Regions from separate parts of the Homo sapiens genome. Here region 2 is linked to region 1. The links are chromatin contacts, found by Hi-C or POLR2A ChIA-PET in ENCODE. All regions are on one chromosome and are shown on one strand. Each heading gives the region's core, a stretch centred on a gene start or an enhancer-like site at or near the end of the contact. The rest is flanking DNA. Distances are from core to core; before and after follow the strand shown. Region 1 holds the start of HHLA2 (HHLA2 member of B7 family). Region 2 overlaps HHLA2 (HHLA2 member of B7 family).

Evidence for each region. Hi-C counts contacts between places; a loop is a spot of excess contacts on that map. ChIA-PET counts read pairs that join two places held with the same protein, here RNA polymerase II (POLR2A). Pooled maps may share reads with other maps.
Region 2: POLR2A ChIA-PET joins it to region 1 with 11 read pairs in activated CD4-positive, alpha-beta memory T cell. The contact joins the enhancer-like site here to the promoter of HHLA2 in region 1. A Hi-C loop is called at or near these places in 1 of 168 maps with a recorded cell type or tissue (naive thymus-derived CD4-positive, alpha-beta T cell), 6 of 37 single-sample maps with no recorded cell type and 12 of 50 pooled maps. POLR2A ChIA-PET finds 5 or more read pairs at or near these places in 4 of 52 experiments (WTC11, activated CD4-positive, alpha-beta memory T cell, activated CD8-positive, alpha-beta T cell and 1 more).

What each region holds. Positions count from the first base shown.
Region 1 is chr3:108,295,224-108,297,846 of GRCh38, reverse strand. It overlaps HHLA2 (HHLA2 member of B7 family), which reads right to left and starts at 1,299. Exons shown (of 10, transcript NM_001282556.2): 1 at 1,248-1,299.
Region 2 is chr3:108,344,307-108,346,929 of GRCh38, reverse strand. The region is part of intron 2 of HHLA2 (HHLA2 member of B7 family); the gene reads right to left. Among named protein-coding and RNA genes, the nearest start is that of HHLA2, 49 kb to the right of the region's middle. Within about 2 kb of position 1,294, at least 3 of the 41 ENCODE cell types and tissues checked have a DNase peak (open chromatin) inside an H3K27ac peak, as active enhancers do.

The sequences.
Region 1 (2,623 bases), core at 50-2,549:
TCACTGGTTAATGATCAAAATATTAAGCTATGGTCTATTTTAAGCACCTGGAGGAAAACTCAACACAGGAATTGGTTTCTTTCCCAGCTCAGGCCAACTGATAGAACATGCTGGTGGGCCACACGCCAAAAGTAGGCAGAGCCTTCATTCATGGATTTATTTAAGAGCCACCAAACTTTCAGGCTACTCAATATGATTATATAGGAAATCATTTGTCTTTTACATCTATATTCTGAAATAATAATATTTATTAAACACTTTCTACATACCAGGCACTTTGCTAAGCACTTTAATAAATTTCATTTAATCTTCACAGCAATACTAGTCTACCCCCATTTTACAGATTAGGAAACTGGCTCTGAGAAAAATATACAACTGGTTAATGATGAAGCAGGTAAATGCACCAAGGATTACTTGACTCTAGAGACTATGATCTTGACCACTACACTTTATTGCATCTTTTGATTAAAATATGCTTATAATGGGATATGACACCAATTTGCCATTCTGGACAGAAATTATTTCCTCCAAGTTTCTAGGAAATGGGAAGCTCAAGTTTGTTTTGTCAGGTACCAGTAACACAAAAAAACCTAAATTACCTGTTCATATTTTTTTCTATTATCCAAAGTCCCAAACAATAGAAACCCAATGAGAATTGAATCTTAACTTTTTGAATCTTGTTTTAGTTATTAAAAAATGACATAAACTTAATGATTCTTCCCTGAGACAGTGGAAATATCTAGGAGACTTCTAAGTTTCTTGTATTAGAATTCAAAGATCACGATTCTTCTGCTAGATAACCACTACTACGGTCCTTTTGTTTCCACCACAGAATGGAACGCAGTGCATCTTGGAGCAGCTAATAAAACTCTGTAGTGTAACTAGATGAACAATTACAAGTAAGAATACACTCTTAGAGATTTTTTTAAAGTTCGCAGATAATTTTCAAAACAAACATTGCTCATCCCTCTTTCACTGTCTTACCAGAATGTTAGGTATTTTCCTCATTTTTGCTAAGTTCTTTTATTTGAAATATATCAGCATGTTCCTTCAAGACAACCTTTTACTAAGTATTTGTTTGGTGCATATGCACAATACATAGTATATGCACTAAATCAATTTAAAAGATCAGTCACTAATTTTTTCCTAACGGGAAAATAAAGTGTCAACTAAAAACCACCCATATTTGATTTATTCATGCCCACTTTTAAGTTCTAGGTATAAACAACTTAGAAAGAAATCCTTACCTTACTTAGAAATTCATACCGTCTAGTCAAATGCTAAGTAGTCCATAAGAATAAACATTGAATTCAGCTATGAGTTTCTCAGAGAGTAAAGTCCAAGGTACGTTTGATTTGCTACCTATGACAGACCAAGGAAATCACATCATCACCAAGGACTCCCTCCTTCAAACTAAGCCCCACCCAGATCTGAGTCAGTACAGATCTGAAAAGTCCAGGAATTAGAAGATGCAGTTTCAGACAACATATTGAAACAGCTAAGCATTGAGCTGTGGGAGCAGTGGACTCTGGTTTCCATGCTATGGTGTCAGCTTCACCATCAACATGATACAGGCAACCTCCTGAGGTTGGACTGCCTGTGACCTGTCTAGCTTGCTGCAGAGTTGTAAAGAAAATTGTGTAGCTGGTTGCAGTGGGTGCCAATAGTTCTGTGAGAAAGAACCATAACCCTACACAAAGTTCATCTGCACCTACAATTCCCATTACAGTTCTGGTCGCTAGAACACCCAAGCTTAAACTCAACTTCAGAGAAATAAAGACCTCTCTGAATTCCACATGGAAAGTTGGGCAGTGCCCAGCCTCTATGCTGTCATATCATTTAATCTCTCTCTCCCTCAGTGTCACATGCATGGCATGCATGCACATACAACAGATGCTAAGAGTCATGCTTTACTCACTATTGTATCCCAAACAACTACCACTTACTTACTAGCACATAGTAGCTGGTCAATATCTGTTTGCTGAGTGCATGGGAGCAAAAGTTACAAAGTGAACAAAAATTACCTTAGGAGGACAATAAACAGGACCCTTCTGTCTGGAACAAAGGATGCCATCCAAGCCTTGGCACAGCACACAAATCCCCTGATCATATAATCATAGGGCCCTGTCTAGCTTTATAGCCTTTCGGCATTACTCACCACATCAACGTTAACCTCCTGCCACACATGCACACTCAGGGGAGAGGGCAAAGTACATTTGGGGAACTCCCCCTCCTCTTCCCCATCTCTTCCTTGACTTCCTTCTTCTCTAGTCAGAGTCATCCATAGTGAGCCTTCTGCTGCCCACTGGAAACTGGGTTGAAAGCGCCAGGGCTCTTCCTAGAATCCCCAAAGTCACCCACGCCAACGTTTTCTTTTTTGTTTGTTTTTGTTTTTCGTTTTTTTTTTTTTTTTTTTTTTTGAGACAGAGTCTCTTTCTGTCGCCCAGGCTGGAGTGCAGTGGCACGATCTCGGCTAACTGCAAGCTCTGTCTCCCAGGTTCACGCCATTCTCCTGCCTCAGCCTCCCGAGTAGCTGGGACTTTCAACCCAGTTTCCAGTGGGCAGCAGAAGGCTCACTATGGATGACTCTGACTAGAGAAGAAGGAAGTCAAGGAAGAGATGG
Region 2 (2,623 bases), core at 45-2,544, 49 kb before region 1:
TCAGACAGAAGAGAAAATTGAGGCCATTTCTACAAGCATAAAATAGCGAAAACAGAACAGCTCCCCCATACCCATCTTAATAGCTCCAGACTAAATTGACCACAGCCATCAGTACTAATTGTGACATGATGATGCAAACATCACTTGCAGTTGGGACAGATTCTCTAGCCTGCACATTAGTAACGCTCAAAACCATTTCACAATGTATGTGTACTTCACAATATCATGTTGTACACGATAAAAACATATAATGTTATCTGTCAATATATTTTTTAAAAGACTAGTCCTGGCCTCATAACTGCTGGTCTCAATCTGACCAGAGCCACAAGAACAGGTCAATTCTCTTTTTTGAAACATAAGAATGTTTTGCATCACTCTCATCATTATGCCAGTTCATGAATGTTCTGCACTCCTTTGAGGAAAAGCAGCTTCTAGGTTGCTACATTCTCCTCTGCATTGTTTTTACTTTCTGTGCCTCACCACAGTGCTCATGACACCGAGCTAGTTTGTAAAAGACGTCTTAACAAAGGAAAACTCTTTGTAGCATCCTGGGGATGTTCCTTAGCATCCACTTAGATTTTAATAAGATTGACTGTTTAGACAGAAAAAGAACAAAAGAACAATTTCAGGATTACCCTCTCTTTACTCAAAATATCTCTCCTGATGTTTCACAGTGAAATCCCACCATTTAGGGGATTTGTACATGTACTGAAACTTTGATCTCTAGGGGTGCTGTCTTTGCCTTCGGTTCTGTTTTGGTGTGTTTTTATTTTTGATTTTGGAAATCAAGCTAAGATTATGTGCTAACGTTTTGGGGGAGGTGAGGAGGTGCAATTGCAGGGCAGGAAGAGTGAGGGAAAAGGGGAAGTGAAACAAGGAAGAATGGAAAACAGATACTAGGTGGTGCTTGCTTTGCCAGCCACAGATTCAGAATGGAAAATAGAGCCACCTGCTCAGTCACAAGGGACAATCTCTAGACATGCTCCACAGAACCACAGCAGCTCAAAACAATCCATCAGAGGAAGAGAGCAAAAAGGAATTTATCTATAAGTTGCCCCCCAGTGGTTAAAGTTTTCCCCATTGGCATTAGCTCCTATGCTCTTCCTGGTTGTGCCTATGGCCCCTTGGGAAAAGCACTACGAAAGCCAAATGCCATGCCTTACTGTGTGGCATTTTAACTGTATGATGCTTTGTGTTTGAGTCTGGAAACAGGTGAAAGGTGAAACCGCAGTCTGTGTGTTTCCTTGGGTCATGTCTGGATTCTGCAGCTGCTGCACTTCCCAAGGAGGAAGGCATAATAGAGGACATGTTGAAGTTGGCTTTCCCAGAGGAGACGGGTCAGCTGGTGACATTTGGAAATTGGGGCTGGTCTCTTTTTGTCTAACCAGTTGAGGGCCCAAGAGACAAGAGAAACCCAGAAAATTTAGGGAGGCTCGTAAATTGGGTCCAATAAAAGTAGTTATTTTAACAATACCACACATTTACTATCTGATATTCTGTGAATTTGCAGTTAATCACCTACAAAGATCCCCTTTTACTGCTTTTATCAATTTAGTTTTCACACATGTGTTGCTTAGCTGCTGCTACCTGCTCACATAACTTCAGCCTTCTTTGGAGGATTGTACTTGGATGATGGAAGCTGCAGTTCTCAGGTTATGTTGCTTTGCAACTCCCTGCCCCAGTGGTGGCTTCAAGGCAAGAAACATCCTGTAGCCCAGAGCTCCCTTGGGTTCAGGCTGAGCCTTCACCTGAAGCCACATTTTTTTCTTAGCATCTTTCTCTGTGTCATCCTCCTTCTCAATCTTCCTTACAGCTTTCATACAGTTAATGAGAACACTGCTCTCTTTACTTGCCCTCAATTCCCCATCTTGGGAGGGGTTGGTTCCCTGGAAGCAGAGCCCAGGATGAAGCACTTGAATAGGAATCCACATTACACAAGGTGGGGTAAAGTCCAGGGAACTACTCCTGCTTCCAGGGACCATTTTCCAGCTCAGCCTTCAATCACGAAATGTTTCTTCTTGTCAAATGGGTAGATAATATAATCCTCCTTAATAGCTCTCTATATCAGAAAGAATATAGCTAGACAGAGTGGGGTTTTGTTGTTGTTGTTGTTGTTTAGCAAGAATGCTGCAAAGCCAAGAAAACAGACAAAAGAAATTGCCAGGGTTAACACGGCAGACAGCAGGCATTTTGTCGAATACATCAAGGTAGTGAGCAATTGAACAAAACTCCATTAAATAAAGTTAGTGTTGAACATGTGCACATGTGAGGCCAAGGACTTCTTAGTCACCTTTTTCTCTGTAAAACATATTGCTAGATGCCCATGGCACACCAAGTGCTTCTGGAAAGCCAGTGCACTCTTTCTGTACACTTCTACCCCCTGCAGTTCAGTGGGTTATCATCAAATAATTTAACAAAATGTTATGTTAATTGATTAAATGGGAGGACAAGACCAAACCTGGTCTATCTTCAATGACTAATTGAATAAGATGAATGCTTTGGAAAAGCTAAATAAAAGCAAGTCACAACAAAGATGAAAAAAAATCAGTTATTGTATTAGGTGTGGGAGAGACAATGGCAAAAGATTCAAAGCCAATTGTAGAGCCTAGGAGGAACTGGACTT